2 separate regions of the Homo sapiens genome follow, and region 1 is linked to region 2. Evidence: read pairs that join two places in POLR2A ChIA-PET (ENCODE). Cell type or tissue: endothelial cell of umbilical vein. All regions are shown on one strand. Links, peaks and the distances in the headings refer to the core of each region. The heading gives the core; the rest is flanking DNA.

Region 1 (9,282 bases), core at 2,719-6,718, 400 kb before region 2:
AGCTCAGGGGCTGCCATCAGAGCAAGCTGTAATAATTATTTTATTTATAAAACTCTCACTTCCTCTGAGGTGCTCAAGGCACTGTACAGTAGTATCAAATAAATTAAATTAAAGCATGAAATATTAGGAAAATGCAATGAAATCAACATTTCCAAGGAAACAGGAGAGCCCAAAAAGAAATAAAAGAAGAAGACCTCTGCAAGAAGCAGCACTTAGCAGAGGGATGCTTTTGAGAAAGCAGAGAGAGCTCAGCCTCTTAGGGATGGAACAGCCCCACAGTCGGGCTTCTTCCAATAGTAGATAAGGGTTCAAGCCCCATCTTTTATTTGGATGATCTTCAGCAAGACTAAACCCCCCCTGAGCCTCAGTTTCCTCACCTAAAATTGTTCATATCACACTCATATCTACTACCTAAGATTGTTGGGAGATTTAAATGAGATTCTGTAAGTTAAGCCTAGTACCTGTCACATGGAAAGGACCCAATAAATGTTTGCTCTTATTTTACTGTGACCATGTGACACAGGATGCACAGTGGAGGACACAGGCTGTAGGAAGGCAATAAGTTAGGTAAATGGGATAAATGGCTGAAGCAAGGCCATGACAGCAAAGATGGGGAATCGTGAGTGACGGGCATCTATAGGAACAGATGACTGAATGAGGAGTGCTACAGAAAGAAATAAATCAAGGACGATCTCTAGTCCTCTATCTATCTTGAGAATTGGGTTTTACCACTCCAAGACTGCTGATACAGAAGCAAGAGGAATTTGGGGTGGTAAGGGAGGTGGGGCAAGATGATTTGTTTAATTTTGAATACATTGTGCCACTTTTGAGAGGAGATTCCATTAGGTTCCCACAAACATAGCTTTGCCGGTGTTGGATATAAAGATATCACTATCATGGGTGAAAGCACTGCAGGTAAAGCCCCAGGCCTGGGTGGGTCACTGGACAGCATGTAGCCTAAGTGAGAAGAACAGAAGACTATGTGTAGGCCAACAGGGGAGGGGGAGCTGAGAATAAAACAGCCGTCTAGACAGAGTCCAGGGAGGCAAGGGGAAACTCAGGAAGAGTAGCGTTTGCATGAGCTGAGAGACAATGTCCTTAGGGAGTAAGCTCCAATCTCCATGGCATCTTTGTTGGATGGTATTGAAACCAGTGATGGAGACAATCGTGTCTCCTGATGTAAATCATCCCATGGAAAACAGGCCTCGGGAGTTCACAGGGTCAGAGATGTACCCGTGATCAGCATTATGAATGTCTTCACATCTGTCTTAGTGATGAGATTGAGAAGAACTTGTGGAAGAACAGCAAGTGTCCCCATTTGTGACAACAAGTTAGAAGGACAACATGGCAACAGTAGATTTAGATGCTGGTTCTACCTCAGCCAAACCAATGGCCAGACATTCCATCAGCCATCGTCACCGAGGTTCCACAGGTGACGTCAACTTGTGCAGAGTGCATTTACATAGCACACATCATCCTTAATGAGTTCATAGTCAAATAAAGAAATGTATTCTTTAATTGTGTGCTACTTTTGAAAACGCAAAGTTGATGTTACTGACTATTGCCATCTGAGCTCATGAGAATGCCCAGTGAGGCTGATGTCTAATGGATGGTCCTTTCCACACAGCAAAAACAATGACCATATGCTGAGCTAGATTATGGCACTTTTTAATGGTATCATCTCATGTTATCACCTAACAAGAATCCCGCCAGACAGGATTTATTATTTCCTCATTTTACAGATGGAAAACAACAACAACAACAACAACAAACAAAGCCAGAGAACACATAAAACCCAAGATTACACAGCGATTTTTCCAACCCATTTGGTGTCTCAGTCCAAACTCTTACCCACCATATTGTATTTTGTTCCCTCACACACATAAGGAAAGATTTGTCTTTCATCAAGGGGCAAGAGAAAGCGCCCTGGAAGAGAGATGGGAGATCTGGGTTAGTCCTTGCTACTGTGCTTAACCAGCGGCATGACCTTGGATAAGCCAGCTAACCTCTTCAGTTTCATGTTTTCCCATCTGTAAATTAGGACAGTGGTTCTCAACATGGGTAAACAACAGAAACATCCAGGAGTAAAAATAAAAAAAAAAACAAAGACACCATGGGCTTACCCCCAGTAAACTGAGTCAGAATTTCTGAGGAGGACCTCAACGTTGGTATTGCCTAACAATACCCCAAGTATCTCAATGCGCAGCAGAGCTGAGAATCACTGGCTAGGTGGCCTCCAAGGAGGCTTCTGTCTCTACAACAACTTGAGCCCATGCCTGTGCTGGCAATTGGGATACAGTCCTTTGAGTCAGGTTAACCTGATCCTTTGCTCATAAGGGGAAGCTTAGTGTTTGAGGGAGGCTGTGAAGAGTCAGACTTTCTGAATTCAAACTCTGGCTCTGCCACTTACCAATGTGCAACCTTCCTTGGGTTAGTTGGTCTCCTCATTTCTAAAGGAAGGGAAATGACAGCATCTATCGCACAGGGCTGTTTGAACATTAAATGACACAGTGTGCATAATGAGCTTCATCTAGTTCTTGGCTGCCACATAATCAGGTTTCAATAAGCTATACATAAAAATAGCATTATCATTGCATGATGAAACCTGCCTGCTACTGTTTTCCTACAGTTGCCTCTAAAAGTTCGACGACATGAGAAGCTATATTTACAATCTTCCATGACTAGACTAGCTAGGGGCACCCGAGTCATTGTGCCCTAGGAAAGGACCCCAGCCTGGAGCAGAAGAGGCCTCTGGGCCTAGAGGAGCCAGAGGAGATCCTCGGGACTCAACCCACAATTCAGTCCTGTTGCTGCTGCACTGTTCCAGGAAATCCCTTTTTCCTGAGATGCTTGCCCGTGGCTGGGCCAGAACAAATGGCAGGCAGGGCCTCTCTGCAGACGCTCCTTCCACTGGGCTCCAGGTGGCTGGTGGAGTGGCCATCACACTTCTAGTAATTGGAACTTTCACAACCGATCCTTCTCTTGGGGTGGACCAGGGGAGAGTTAGGTAAATCATCAGCCCCTTTGAGTAGCTGCTCTTCCCTTTTCCCTCTGTGGTCTTCACATTCACTTGGGCTAAGTGTTACATGTCCATCACGCCTATCACTCATAGACAGATAGAAACCTCCTCCCCCACCAAGCACTCACACATGCTCCACAAACACACACACAAGATCACATACACACTCCCTATACAAACACACACACACACACAGGTCCCACAAACACACACATGTCCCACACAAACACATACACACACTCACACATGCTCCACAAACACACACACACAAGATCACATACACATTCCCTACACAAACACACACACACTCACACAAGCCCCACAAACACACACATGCCCCACACACATACACACACTCACACATGTCCCCCACACATGCCCCACAAACACACACACACACACGATCACATCCACACTCCTCACGCACAGAAGCACTCACATCCACACTCCCCCCACAAACACACACACTCACACATCCACACTCCCCCCATCCACACTTCCCACACAAACATACACAAGCACTCACACACATGCTCTACACAAAAACATACATTAACACATGTCCCACAAATACACACATGACCCACAAACACATACACACACTCACGCAGTCCCCCCCACATGCCCCACAAACACACACACAATCACATCAACACTCCACCCACATACACGCTCTTCACACATACACAAGCACTTACATACACACTCCCTACACAAACATAAACACACTCACATACACACTCCCCATAAACACACAAACACATACACATCTTCCCCCACATACACACTCCCCCCAAAACACAAATACCCTACTATACCCAAGCACATTACAGAAGGGACAAAGTATGCACACTTACACACTCCTCTCACAAACACACACTCCCAGACCCACGCACTTTACATTAGGACGTAACATGTTTGGATCTCAAGAAAGACACCTGAAACCTAGTGTCTTCCTTCCCTGCACTGCGCACGGAGAGAATTTCAACCGGGGTTGGATGTGGGTTCCCTAAGGGAAATGATCTATTACGAGTGAAACTGCAGCTCAATTTCAAGATGTGCTTATTAAGTGAAATGAAAAATAAATAATTAAAAAGGTGCATCTGATTATCTTATCCTCTCTACAACGGCCATGTGGGCTCTGAGTGTTGGAGGCGAAACCCATGGGGACCTTCCGTGGAGAAGCAGCCCAGCAGGAAGGGTCCGGGGATGGCGCAGCTGCGGGAGGAGGGAATCGCAGTCTGGGTGCACAGGGCTGCGCACGGGGAAGAAAGCGGACACTGGGTGAAACAGAGGGATGGCAACTGGCAAGGGGGCGCCAGGGGAAGAGGAGAGGAAGCAAAGAAAGTTGGGGGGAGGAAGACTGTGGGAAATGTGAAATTGGAGGACGCATGAGCCCGGGTGCACAGTGCCCGGAATCGAAGGTCAACATGAAAAACGGGGTTGGCGATGCGTGAGAGAACGGGAGTATCAGATAGAGCGTGCCTAAGAGAGTGAAATAGGACACCATGAAAAAGAACAGGAAAAAAAGGATGAAAAACGGTGACAGGCAGAAGATGACAAAAAGAACATTTTGTGGGGAAAAAAAAAAAAAAAAAAAAAAAAAGCTGCTCGAAAGACCAAATGAGAAACAGCCTCCAAGAGCTAGGTGGAAAATAGCAAAGAAGAGAACTGTCTATGGAAAGGAAGAAGGGTGTCCATCTGCTGATTCTGCCGATCTTCTAAACAGGGTGCTGCACTCACTCCAGTGGGGGAGAATCCATGGACAAATGAAGCCTCACTGGAGGAGCACAAATAGTATGAAACCAGGAGCTCAACTCCTCCTCACCTCCGCTGAGGAGCCCTGGCCAGGCAAGAAGGAAGGGGGGATCCCACAAAGCTGTGAACCATGGAGGTCCTTTGGTCTCTGCATTGCTCCCAGATACCCTCTTGTCAAAACTGAAACCAAGTGAGGAATTCTCCTGAATTGGGTCTGCTCTCCCCTAACTTGGCTCCTTCTGCCCTTAAGAAATATCCCGAAGTCACCGGCAGGGCTTTCCAGGCCCTGGGCCATCTGCCGTGGCTCCCCTCTCGGGTCTCTCCTCTCACCCTCCTCCTTCTCTCACTGCCTGCGGGGGATGCTTTTTCCTTCTCTACAGGGACCCTGCCCTCAGCGGTGCCCCATCCTGCACTTGTCATTTTTTGTCCAGAAGGTTTCACCTTCCTGATGCTACCCAGCTAATCCTCCTCAGCTCTCAGCTGGGCAAAACTTCATGTCCAAAGTCCCTGGGCTTCTTCAGGGGCCTCCCCTGGCTGCTGGCATAGCCCCTGGTATTCAGCCCAGCTCTCTCCCTATGTTAAAAGGAGTTACTGACTTCTCCAGTCACCCGCCCACATATTATTTCTTTGGGGGTAACTAGGGCATTCGTGCTCTACCGTGAGTGTAGCGTGATGCCTGGCTCATAGTAGATGTTCATGGAATATTTGATGGGTGAAGGAAGGAAGAAAAGATGATTGCTATATATGCATCTTTCTTCAACCAGGTCCTGGGCTGAAAGATGAGGCAGGCATTTCATGTGTTGGTAGGAGAGGGGTGAAGGGCCTGCTTCAGCTCCCCTTCCCCACCAGACCGTGAGCTTCATGCAGTGCTGTGGCCAAGGCTGACCCTTGAGGGCACTTCCTGGTGCATTAGCTGTCACCTGTGCTACCAGACCGACTCAATCACAGGAAGCTTTTTTGCACGAAAAATTCATTTGCCATATGAATGCCAGAAAAAGGTAAAAAGAATTTCTTGACTATTCTACTGCCAGTCCCAAATGGGCAGCATGCTGCCCTGTCCAAAGAGGGCAAAGGAATGGCTGCCATGCCTCAGTGAGTATCAGTGAGGGAACAAAGCCAGGTAACTCTTTAGAAAAACAAGGTGGGAGAAGGTGGAAGAAGCCTGCACTGACCCACTTAGGGGAGCAGCTCTTTTTCATGTCTGTTTCCCATTTTTCATTTGAACAACAGTGCAGCAACAAGCTCAGGGAGATGAAAGCCACACCGTAATTAGAAACCCAGAACAGGCCTGCTCACCTATTTGACACAGTTCCTACTAATCAGCATGAACCTCATTTAGGATTTGATGTAAGAAATGTTCCCAATTTGACCTTCAGCTGCCTCGGGCCTTAGCTCGCTGGGCTCCAGCCTGTGATTCCCAGTTCTACCCCCACACCCACGCCTGCACCTAGGCTCTTCAGGTTCGGTGGGTCTGTGGAGTGGTCTCCACTCTTCTTTTTTTTCTGGGAAGTTCCTCCAGAGATTCCAAGGCAGGCAGCAGGAATGAGTGGTCAGACAAACATTCTGTGATAACTCCGGTTTTGGTATCCTCTGAACCTGTTCTCCTTTCTGCTTTCAAATAGCTTCTCCTATTTAAAAAGCTCTCCTGGTTCTTTATCCTGTCTTATCCTATCTTATTTCAAGCTTTACCCTTTGTTCACACAAACTGCATCTCCTGTTGGTGACATGATTTCAGGTCCATAATCCAAAGGCGATATTCCCAGAATTCCAAACAGAAACAAAGTCTGGCACATTTTTTCCCTTATTTGTAAATATATAAACTTGAAACTTTTACAAAGGTGTCAACTTTAAATTCCATTGACTTACTCCCTTAGCAACCACACATGGAGAATAAACGCGTCTCTTAGGAATAGGATCATCCAGGAAAACTGGAACCATGTGGCCACGGGACCCCTTCCACTCTTCCTGTATATGTGCCCTCTGGCCATGGATCGGCTGCTCTAAAGCCCTGTTTGTCCAGCCCCTCAAGGAGAGAGGGGGGTCTCCTGGTCAGGAACACAGGATAATACAATCTCAGCCTTGTTTTCATTCTCTCTCAGTCTCCCTGCTGCAAAACTCCCCTCCAATCCACCCTTCATTCTGATGCCAGAGATCTTTCTGAAATACAACTAATTTAATTTCCCTGTTCAACCCTTCCTATAATTCCCCATCCCCTCCACAGTGAAACCCACACCCTGGGGGTGGCAGAGATCTGGCCCTCTCCTGCTATCCAGGCTGTGGTGCGCCTCTATCATTCCTGTTTTCTTTCCAGGCAGTGACCTGGAGTGACTCATCTTTGGTCTCTCAGAGTCCTTCCTGCTGTGTGATTTGTTCCTTCAATCTGGTTCAATTCTTTACCTTGCTAAGAAAATGCACACTGCAAAACTCAGCTGAATGTCACCTGGTCTGAGACTAGAGGGACCAAAACATTTTGATAGAAGTAACAGAGAAGTTCATGCTCTCACGCCTGACCAAAGAGAGAGCAAACACTGAGAAAATATGATCAAGTCCACTTAACGGTAGGCCTTTGTTTTCATTCATTCATTTATTTGACAAATGCTTACAGAGTGCCTACTATGCACCAGACCCTGTTCTAGGCACTTGGGAAACAACAATGAACATGCCAGATCAAGCCCCACCATCATGGCACACATGTTCTAGAGGGGTTGAAACAGGCTACCACTCTCCAACACGGAAATATCCATTATGCCAATAGGTGAGTTACTTTATAAAGAACAAACAAGGCAAGAAAGGTGCTAGGGTGTGATGATGTGGGGTTGGAAGCTCTATTTTATGCAGGTGGTGAAGAAGGCCTCTGCCTTAAGGTGACCTTGAACAGAGATCTAAGAAGAGAGCCCCAAGGACACCTGGCATGGGCACCAGCAGAGGGAGCTTTAAGGCCTGGAAGCCAGGAGGCCACCTTGGTGTATCACAGGCATATCAGGAAGTAGTGGAGACAGGGTAAGGAAAAGGGAGTGTGTGTGGAGGTGAAGCCAGGGAGACACTGGTGGCCGGACCAAGGAAGACCTTTTAGGCCACAGTAGGGATGTTAAAGACCTTAGGTGAGCCAGGAAGCGACTAAATCAGGAACAACGAAGCCTGCACAGAAATGCTTTCGCTGAGCATGGAGAACAGACGATAGGGAATAAGAACAAAAAAAGCAGGCCAGTTAGGTAGAAAGCTGTGGAACACTCCAGACAAAGGTAACAGCAGCTTGGGAGAGGGCAGAAGAGGCAGGACTGGATAAACCTCCGAATTCAGAAAATCTAGCAGGACGTGCTCAGGATTGAGGAAGAGGACGGGAAAAGGAAAACAGTGAAGACGGACTGCAGCTTTCACATGAGCCACTAGAAGAATGCAATTGCCATTTACCAGATGGCAAGACTCCAGGAGGAGCAGGTTTAGGGTTGGAGTCAGAGGATGGTCAGGAAAGAAGGCTAGAATTCAAGAGATCTATGTTTTACATTTTCAGTTTGAGATGCCTATGAGACACATAGTGGAGAAAAAACACAAATACGAGGTCCCTCTCCCAGTTAACAAGAGAATGTTTAGCGATTTTAATCTTCAACTCTGGTCCCACATTCACAAACCAAATCTCACAGCTTAATGCTAGGCGACATCAATGGTTTCCTCTCATTAAAACCATATTTGGCAGAGGTGTCTTTCCCTCCCTGCTTCCATACCCTAGGGCCCCTGGGACAGAAATTTTCAACATCAAAAAGTATCATCTTAGTTTTGAAATGTGGATGACTCCATCTGCTCCTGTAGATACCCCAAGGACAAAAAGCTGATGCCTCATTGCATTTACATGACAAGGGTGCATCTCCAAAGAGATTTTTTTTAAAAAGAAATAATGAAAAAGATGAGTGTTACTTCATCTCTCACAGTGACAAAGACTAAATTTGGGGCAGATTTCAAATATCAATTTTTGTTTTTCCTATTTCCATCCATTAAGGATTCAAAACATTGAAGGTCAGTGTATTTGTTTCCTTTTTCTATAACACATTTCCATATATTTAGTGGCTTAACAAACAAGAGAAATTGATTCTTTGATGATTCTGGAGGTGAGACGTCCAAAAATGACTCTCACTAGGCTGAAATCAGGGTATCAGGAAGGCTGTGATTCCTCCAGAGGCTCTCAAAAGATATCTGGTCTTTGGTGCTCCCAGCTTCCGCTGGCTATGGGCATTCTTTGGCTTGTGGCCACATCACTGTAACCCTGAGGGTCAGCATCTTCATATCCCTCTGCTCCCGTCTTTACACTGCCTTCTCCTCTGTGTGTGTTCCTATCAAATCTTCCTCTGCCTCCCTTTTGTAAAGATTTATGTGATTGCATTTAGGGCCCAGGACAATTTCCCTATCTCAAATCTTTAAACTAATCTCATCTGTAAAGACTCTACCATGCAAAGTATATTTTTGGGTTCCAGGGATTAGAATCTGATCTTTGTTTGGACATTATTCAGCCT
Region 2 (9,282 bases), core at 2,047-6,046:
TTAGGAGGTTGGTTTTACTTTCAGAGCAACGGAAAGCCATTGGAGGGTTGAAGAAGGGCAATAATGGCATCAGCTTTGCATTTTAAGGTGATCGGGCTGGCTGCTCTGTGGAGAATGGATTGGTATGGGCACCAGGAGAAGCAGGGAGTGGATTTGTCCCAGGAGGACGGCTCTCATACAGAGCATTCTTTAAGTGGCTTTCAGGATGTGCGCCTGCAGGGAGTACACAGTGTAACTGGAGAAGCGCCGGCTGGGTTCCACTACCAGTGAGCGGCAAGAACTTTGGCATGTCTTCTAAGGTTCCTGGTTCTCAAGCCTCACCTGGATGAAATAATCACAGCTCCCTTATAGGATAGCTGTGATGATTTAATCAGATGATGTGTGTGACTTGTCCAGCACATAGTGATCACTCATTGTGTTAGAGGTTAGCTCTCTTTAACTGTTATGATGTCTCTGGGGCATCTGTGAGAAGGGAGCTCCTGGGAGGGTGAGGACAAGGTGATTTATAGGAAGGAGCAACTTCGAGTCATGTTCTCCCATTAATCTCATCAACTGGTAGCTCCAAAACATAGCTGTCAACAGGCATCAATTATACCCCATGTAATTGCACACATGATTGTATTTAATTCTCACAATAGTCTTGCAATGCAGACATTACTGTATTATATAATTATCCCCTTTTTTGATATCAGAAAATTGTAGTCCACAGAGGTTAGGTAATTTGCTCAAGGTCACCCAGTTAGTGGCAGAGCCAAAATTCAGTCCAGATCTGTTGGAATCCAAACCCCATGCTCTCTCCACCATAACGGCTCATCCAACAGTTCGACAGCTGCTTTCCAAACACATCTCGGGTTCTTGGGATTCTACAACACCTGTGTCTCTCAACACAGGGTATCCTGTCTATGGAAGTCCCCAGGTGACATGAGGAAGAAGGAAATCTGCCCTCTCCAAGCCTGATAAAAAAGGACAAAAGAGACCGGTTCCATCTGGTGTTCTATAAAGCACAGCTTTGCCAGGTAAAGTCTGGAAATGAAGTTGCACCCACTGCTGAGTACCAAATGTTATATAGCTAATTAACCACAGAGATTTGGGAAGAAATCTATTAAAGAGACCAAATACAGTGTGAACAAAAAGCAAGTGGTAATGTTGCCGCTTATTACTGTTATGGCCATTAATATTAATATTAATGCTATTATTTAGTTTTATTATTACTCTGATACATCATTATTATTGCTGTCTCCTAGCATCTTCACCATAAATCTATCACCAAATGTTTTAGAGGTTTAATATTGTTATAGTTATGTAATTAAACAAATAGAAATAATCGTTGCAGAATTGCAGAGTTACATAATTATTGCTCCTCAATGGAAACGATAAATAAAACTTACATGTCTTGATAGCAGTTATATTAACAACAATGAAAACATTGAAGGCTAAAGCTGAAGAATTATGTAATGGTTACATAATTAAATAATAAATTATCCTGGAACTACAGGGACATGCACTATATAAAGCAGCGTACAGAATGGAGGGGAAAAGGAAATCATTAAGCAATGCCAAAAAAAAAAAAAAAAAAAAAAAAAAGAGAGAGAGATGGGCCTGTGGATAAGAAGCAGAGCAGCATGGGCCTGGGAATGAGGATCCCTGGGGTTTGTAGTACCCAGAGCTCTTCAGCTTCCCATTCTAGATTCAGACATGTATAGGGATTTTATCACTCCCGAAACACAAAGTAAGTTGTGTAAGGCTATAAATCACTTGGATAATATAATCCCCTAAACTGAACAGCTTATCATGTGTGGCATACATTTAATCTCTGTGTTTTAAATTATCTCAAAATTTAGCTTTAGTCTTGGCTAAGTGTTATATAACTACTCTTCAACGACCTGCATTGATTCAATGACTAGTGGGTGCACGTGGGGTGGAGTTCTTGCCAGGGTAGAGAATATTACTGTTTTGAAAATTATTCAGACACTCAATCTTGCATCACCACATTTCTTTGGTTGGGTTATCATAATATTAACATATCCAAATATTTGGAAAGACTAAAATATTTGATGTTAAATCAAATATCCAGTTGACTGACTGACTTGCTAATTTTTTATACCAAAGCTTGGCAGTCAGGCTGCCTGGGTTTTATGTAAAGGTGTGTTTATGGAGATCTGGTGTGGGGGCACCATCCCCTACCTGAGGACCATAAAACCAGCCCCTGCTCTAAAGACTGAGTTCAGATTGGGATGCCAAAGTGATGGCAACACACTTCACACCCTGAATCCGCCTGTCTCCCTGGGTGTCAGCAGAACCGAGCCCGTTGTTTGAATGGATGGCATGATGCGACATTCCCGGGCTGCCAGCAGCAGGCAGCATGAATAAGCACATGGCATCGCTCAGCGGTGACAATGGGGAGGCAGAAGGCTCCTGTCCAGAGCCAGCAGGGGACAGAGCCATGGGCTGCCAGCCTCTCTGTGATTCACATTTCAAGGAAGCTCTCAGTTCTCCATCAGGCCTGTTCTAAGAGCAGTCAGGCTGGGCATTATCATAATGGGGTCACCTGGGAGTCTGGGAATAGACAGAGGAGCAGTCTATTGGGGAGAACAAATTGACTCCTGTCTTGTTACTTGGCTCAACTTGACAGGCAAACCTGGTGATTGGAAAAGGACGGCCTCAGGAGAGGCCCACGCCAAGGAAGGGGAAGGGCGACAGGGCCGTCACACCTGCTGGACTTGGGGAGCTGGAGCAGACTGCCCGGCTTCAGGTCCTCCAGCTCGGGTCGTCATTTTCCAGTATTCAGCGCCAACCTGCCCTTGGCCTGCATGCAGCCCACACTGCCCATCTGTCCATGTCCCTATGCTACGGGGATGAAGAACATGTAGAACTCAAACCCTCTGTCGTCATTTTGTCTCCACCCCTGGGTATCCCAACTTTAATCCTGTGATCCTTTTTATCTTGCCCCAGAAGAGGGTGAAAATAGGGTCCTTCTCCAAATAAGCAGAGACAATTCCCACAATCCTGGGACCATAGGAACTTTTCTAAGGGCTCTTTGTACTATTTTTCTATTGAGCCACATGGGAACCTAGGCAAAGAGTGTCCATTTCCTTCAGATACCAAAGAGGGCGCTCCTGAGGCGCTAGGGTGCTGCCGAAAGTGCTGGGGCTTTGATAACAAATGAACCTGGTGTATTAGTCCGCCTGGGCTGCTATAGCAAAACACAATAGCCAACCACAGGTTGGCTTCAACAACAAAAATTCATTTTCTTATAGTTCTGAAGGCTGGAAGTCCAAGATCAAGGTGCCATGCCAGCATGGCTGGGCTCTGATCAGGGATCTCTCCCTGGCTTGCAGACAGCTGCCTTCCCATTGTATCCTCACATAGTGAAGAGAGAGACAGAGAGAGGAGACAGAGAGAGCATGCGCGCTCTTCCTCCTCTGCATTTATTATTTATTTATTTATTTATTTATTTATTTATTTATTTATTTATTTATTTATTGAGACAGAGTTTCGCTCTTATTGCCCAGGCTGGAGTGCAATGGCGCTATCTCTGCTCACCACAACCTCCGCCTGCCAGGTTCAAGCGATTCCCCTGCCCCAGCCACCTGAGTAGCTGGGATTACAGGGATGCGCCACCACGCCTGGCTAATTTTTTTGTGTTTTTAGTAGAGATGGGGTTTCTCTATGTTGGTCAGGAGGATAGTCTCCAACTCCCGACCTCAGGTGATCTGCCCACCTCAGCCGCCCAAAGTGCAGGGATAACAGGCGTGAGCCACCGTGCCCGGCTTTCTCCTCTTATGAGGGCACTAATTCCAATCACGCAGGCCTCACCCTCATCACTATATTTAGCCCTAATTACCTCTCAAAGGCCCCATCTCCAAACACCATTATTCAGATGCTAAAAGTTAGGCCTTCAACATAGGAATTTGGGGAGGGGGATATAAAACATTCCATCTGTAACCCTTGGGTTTTAATTTCAGCTTCTTGTTAGGTGTGGATCCTAAATGACTTCAGCCCTCTGAATTTCAGTTACCGCACCTGTAAAATGTGACTAATAAGCCTACTACACTGAACTGCTGTGAGGAATAGGATGTGTTCACACAGAAAAAGCCGTAACGCATAACAGGTCCTGCAAAGTCGATTCTCCTCCCTGCCTCTTGCCACTTTCACGGCGTCTCTGATTTAGTCTGGCACCAGTTTTCATCAAGAGTTCTGTCCTCCCCGCTTCCCCTGCCCTGCCCACCCCACATGAGAAACATCTTATTTAAGAGTCCCTCCATCCCGGTGGTTTTGGCTGGGTTGCAGCTATTTTCTCAAAAACAACAGCAGCCCTGATAATTCTCTCCCAGGAGCTAGGAAGGCTCCTCCTTTCCCTAGAGCCCCAGAAAGGAAGACGTCACTGTCACAGGGGCTTAGGAGGGACGTGGAGATCATTCTCCAGCATCGTGGGCACAGTCCTCTTCCTACGCTCCAACGTCCCCTGGAACAGGTTTCCTTAGCTCCCTCCGCAGGTTTCTTTAGTCACCCCGGCGACCCTTCCTGAGGCTCCTCCTCGTCTCACTTCAAAGGCCCTTGTGTTGCAGGGCCCAGATCCCATGAGATTCTTCCCGGAGATGGAACCCCGGCCCCTCCCCGGCCCCCACACAGCACTGACTGTCTCAGCAGGGTTATCTCTATTAGCCGCTGCCAACGTCAGTGCGTGGAAACAGTGCAGTGTGAGATGCTTCCCCTGACTAACGTCTTTGTACTGAGCGGGGGAATCAGAACGGAACAGATGTTTTAAGGACTCCATAAATCCGTGAAGATAAAAAACCACCCACCCAGCACTTTTTAACAATGCGCCATGCTGATGAACCAGCATATCGGAAATACCAAAATAAATATAAAATCCCACTGAAGCCTTGGAATAAATCTCAGGGATTTTTTTCTTTTTTCCCTTACAACATACACCAGACATCATTTTTAATACTCAGTGAAGACCCACCACTGGGAACAGAAAGTCTATAAAAACGCTGCTGCTTCCATCCGAAGTGACCCAATGATCAACCGCAATATGCATGAATCACCCTGCATCTGCTTCCGGAAAAACTCATTTCTCTCCCATAGAACCTTCTCCCTCTATCAACACTTCCAGTGTTGTCATGCTTCTTCTCATAACTCCTTGCTGAATTCCAATGAGGTTTTCTAATTAGCCTAATTAATTTTCTGCCCAACTTAATAAGACTGTCTCTGGTTCAGAAATAATTGGACTTCCCAAACACCATTTTCCCTCCCTCGATTTCTCAGTGGTGAGTTGTGATCCAGCCTCCTTTAATAATTCAAAATTAGGTTCTGCTTTTCAGATGATGGGTTCATGTTAGGAAAGTTATTTAGTTTTTTCATTAACACTCTCACATCGTTCTCTCCCTCCTGTGAAGAATACCTTAAAAAGCACTAAAAATAAAATGAAACTTGGATCCCTTCCTGAAGAGATAAATCCATTTGGGATCAAGATTTCAATGGATTCTGGCTTCCTAGATTATCAATTTCAGCAAGGTAAATTAATGACCTGGATAAAGAATATTCTTATAAAGTTTGGTAGCAGCTATGAAAATAAGCCCTAACAAGCCAAGTAATAAAATCATTAAAAAAAAAAAAAATCTTGAGCACTTTCAGGCAACTAGCTTCCCACGGAAGAGCTGGCTTCTCTCTAACCTCTTACAAGTGTGTTTCATGTGGTTGTGAATTTCTTACTCCAGGAAAATAGCATTGTTACAAATATTAGTGTGTTCTCCAAATGAGTTGAAAAAAAAGGAGGAAGAGAGAAGAGGTAAGGAAAGAGAGAGGAAAGAAAAGTTGGTAAGCTTAATGAAAATGTCCATGTCCCAATGCATGTTTGAATAAGCTCTGCAAAGCTGTGTAAATGGCATATTGTCTTTTGTTTGCTCTCAGGTTCCAGAACACCAGGCAATCATATCCTCTGTGGTATTGGTTTTGCAGCCCCAGAAATACTTCTCTTGGAACGATGAACACGGAATTAATTTCTCATTCCCTGAAAGCCTGAAGCAGTTCTTTAGAGGTCTTATAAATATGCCTGTGAACAGTACCAGAGTATGGAGAGCACAGTAAGATGTGTGACTCCAATCCTGCCTATGCACAGGGGTGTGCAGCTGTCAACCTTCTCATAATGGCAGCATGTTCTAAGTGGAATCATAAAGGTGTGAAGGTTTTCAAAGAATTTAATCCAAATAATATCCATAGAAGTGTATGCTTTATTTTCTTTGGATGACTCTAGACCAAACTTCTCAAAGATGAAATGGAGTTATTGAGGGTGGTTCCTTCTCTTAGTAAAAATGGGTGACCCACTCATGTTCAAAGAGTCACGGCTTCTTTGATGAATCATCTAGGCCGGTACAGGCTTTAAGAAAATATGCAGACGGCTGGACACGGTGGGTCATGCCTGTAATCCTCGCAATTTGGGAGGCCGAGGCAGGTGGATTACTTGAGGTCAGGAGTTTGAGACCAGCCTGGCCAACATGGTGAAACCCCTTCTCTACTAAAAATACAAAAGTGAGCTGGGACGGTGGTGTGTGCCTGTAATCCCAGCTACTCGGGAGGCAGAGACAGGAGAATCATTTGAACCTGGGAGGCTGAGGTTGCAGTGAGCCAAGATTGCACCACTGCACTCTAACCTGGGCAACACAGTGAAAGTTTGTCTCAAAAGAAAGAAAAGAAAGAAAGAAAGAAAAAAAGGAAGGAAGGAAGGAAAGAAAGAAGAAAGAAAGAAAGAGAGAAAAGAAAATAGGCAGAAAACTGTAAGTATACCAAACTGGTAAGTTTGGGGACAGTTATTTCCTGCTGAAGAAACAGTCTCTCACTCCCTCTCCTCTCTCATTAAAAGAGCTTTGGGGATGTTGCTTTGAAGACAGTGTTTCATAATGAAAGTGAAGTATGGTTCACTTTTTCAAATGTAAATAACATCCATTTGCCAGAAATGAAATATGGCCATATCACTAGCCCACATCATCAGAGTTTGCTACAATTAGCTAGCGGGGTTGGCGGGGGGGAGGGGGAAGACAGAAGTTGTATTAAAGGATCAAAAAAGAAAATGAAAAGAATGGTATGATTTGTAGCTATATATTTAAATGAAGCTTACTACTGGCCACCGACGAGGATAGAGTGAAACTGACTAAAATAGTCTCTGTTGAACTTAAATCTTGGGCTTCCCTAGTTGTTGCTTAAGTAAGGCTACTTGCTCTCAGCGGAGCCCTGTAGTGTCCGGTGACCATCTGGAGATTCTTCGAAATATGCTCCATTTAGAAACATAGACTATTCAATGGAGTTCTGTTGAAAATTTGAAGTTAGTAGAATAATAGCTAAACATTAAATCTTTTATCTACTTATCCATTTTATCCCTAGAATATACTTTCCATAATGGCATTTTTAAAACGTTCTTTGCATTCTAATGTTGGGGTGGGTTTCTTTCCTCAATTCTGGCACATTTTACTAATCTTCATCCCACTACTTTTACTCTGGTTGTTTCTTTGTATAATAATTAGATGACTTTGAATCCTGCTTTTATATGTATACCTTGGGAATAGCATCCTGTTAAGAAAAAAACAAACATAATAATAATAACCATCTGAGGATTTAACTTCAACTCACATCAGTGTCTCCAGTGGACGATGTCAGGGCTTGATACTTTCCACTTCCCCTGAGCTAATGGAAACCTCTGTTTACTCAGCCCCGTCTCACCTGGCATTGAATATGGACCTAACACGCCTGGAAATGGGTTCTAGAAGGGCAGGAAGAGAATCAGTGCCCAAATCTTCTTTCACTCATGTTTGCCTAGACTGTGCAGCTACATATCAGTCCTATTTAGGGTGACAGGTTAAAACCCCTTGGGAAAACGGTGTGACCTGGTATATCGTTGAAGAGCTAGACAGTTGGAGTCCATGCATGACTCCAGTAGAAGGAATTTGGTAAGAGAATTGGTTACAAAGCCTCCAGAGAAGTGAAAGAGATGATGAGACTACACAGAGATTAGCAATGACAGGACATCTCCATCAGGCCTAAGACTGAAGAACCAAAGAAAGAAGTGATCTTTCTGGTGGCAAGAGCTGCAGCTACCTGGAAGGAGCTGGAGTCACTGCACTGGGCCTATTGGGTGGAAACTGGAATCACAAAGGAGATGTAGCTGTTTCGGAGATGACGCCCCTTTCCTTGAAGGAGATAATGTATGGAATTAGGAGCAGCATCCCAAAGACAGGCTGCCCCTGCTGAAGGCATGGGATGTGGCTCAGGGCTCTGAGGTGGCATTTGAGGCCCTTGCTCTAAGCCACATCATCAGCCAAGTTTTTATGAATCATAAAATTGCTGGATCCCGTTTCTAAACATAGTCCCTGATTCTGCTTCACTGATCTTCCTCGGAGGTCAACTGCATAGCAGACAAAGAAGCGTTTCCTTTTAATAGCTGGGAATTTACTGGCCATAAATTTCACCCAGTACCCTAGGACTATGTGTTATGGTCAGGTAAAGTAAATCAGATGACTAGCCCGTTTTCTCTCTTCATCTTGAACATAATTTCCTCTTTTTCCTGAGATGAGATAATCCCTGATTATAGCAATTTTTTGTGTGTGAGACAGAGGTCTTGCTCTGTCACCACCCAAGTTGGAGTGCAGTGCTGTGATCACAGCTCACCACCGCCTGGATCTCCAGGACTCAAGCCAACCTCCCACCTCAGCCTCCCCAGTAGCTGGGACCACAAGTGCATACCACCAGACTCAGCTAATTTTTTTTTTTTTTTGAGATGGAGTCTCACTCTGTTGCCCAGGCTGGAGTGCAGTGGCGTGATCTCGGCTCACTGCAACCTCCGTCTCCAGAGTTCAAGCAATTGACCTGCCTCAGCCTCCCAGACAAGGTCTTTCTATGTTGCCCAGGCTGGTCTTGAACTCCCGGGCTCAAGTGGTCCTCTTGCCTTGGCCTCCCAAAATGCTGGAATTACAGGTGTGTCACCACGCCCCGCCTGCAATTCTTTAACAAGAGGAGATCCCTTCCAATTTGTCTGGAGTACCTCCACCGCTATTCTTCCTCACTTCTGTGCCTCCTTTCTTTTCCTTAAGAAGCATTAGCAGACAGTAAAAATGACATGACTTCCCCCTTCCTACCACCACTGACATAACACCTGCCCTTCACTAACACCAATGAGAGTGTGGGGTATTGATGGTGATAGCTCAGATGCAACCCAGGAGCCCTTTCAGAATTAGAGCCAATGCTGGCAAGGAGCTTCTCTTGTCTCCTGTCCAGGCCTCACAATTT

The links. ChIA-PET counts read pairs that join two places held together with the same protein. Peaks named below come from ENCODE experiments on the same cell type or tissue, not always from the same donor. Only the 100,000 strongest peaks of a DNase experiment are listed, where the experiment ranks them.
Region 1: POLR2A ChIA-PET joins it to region 2 with 7 read pairs; 2 of 35 experiments call an interaction of 5 or more read pairs at or near these places.

Annotation. Positions count from the first base shown.
Region 1 is chr11:132,156,714-132,165,995 of GRCh38, reverse strand. The region is part of intron 3 of NTM (neurotrimin); the gene reads right to left. Among named protein-coding and RNA genes, the nearest start is that of NTM-IT, 120 kb to the left of the region's middle. In endothelial cell of umbilical vein, for the core only: no CTCF peak of the experiment used is centred there; no DNase peak of the experiment used is centred there.
Region 2 is chr11:131,756,012-131,765,293 of GRCh38, reverse strand. All of the region lies in intron 1 of NTM (neurotrimin), which reads right to left. Among named protein-coding and RNA genes, the nearest start is that of NTM-AS1, 97 kb to the right of the region's middle. In endothelial cell of umbilical vein, for the core only: no CTCF peak of the experiment used is centred there; no DNase peak of the experiment used is centred there; H3K27ac peaks cover 218 bases.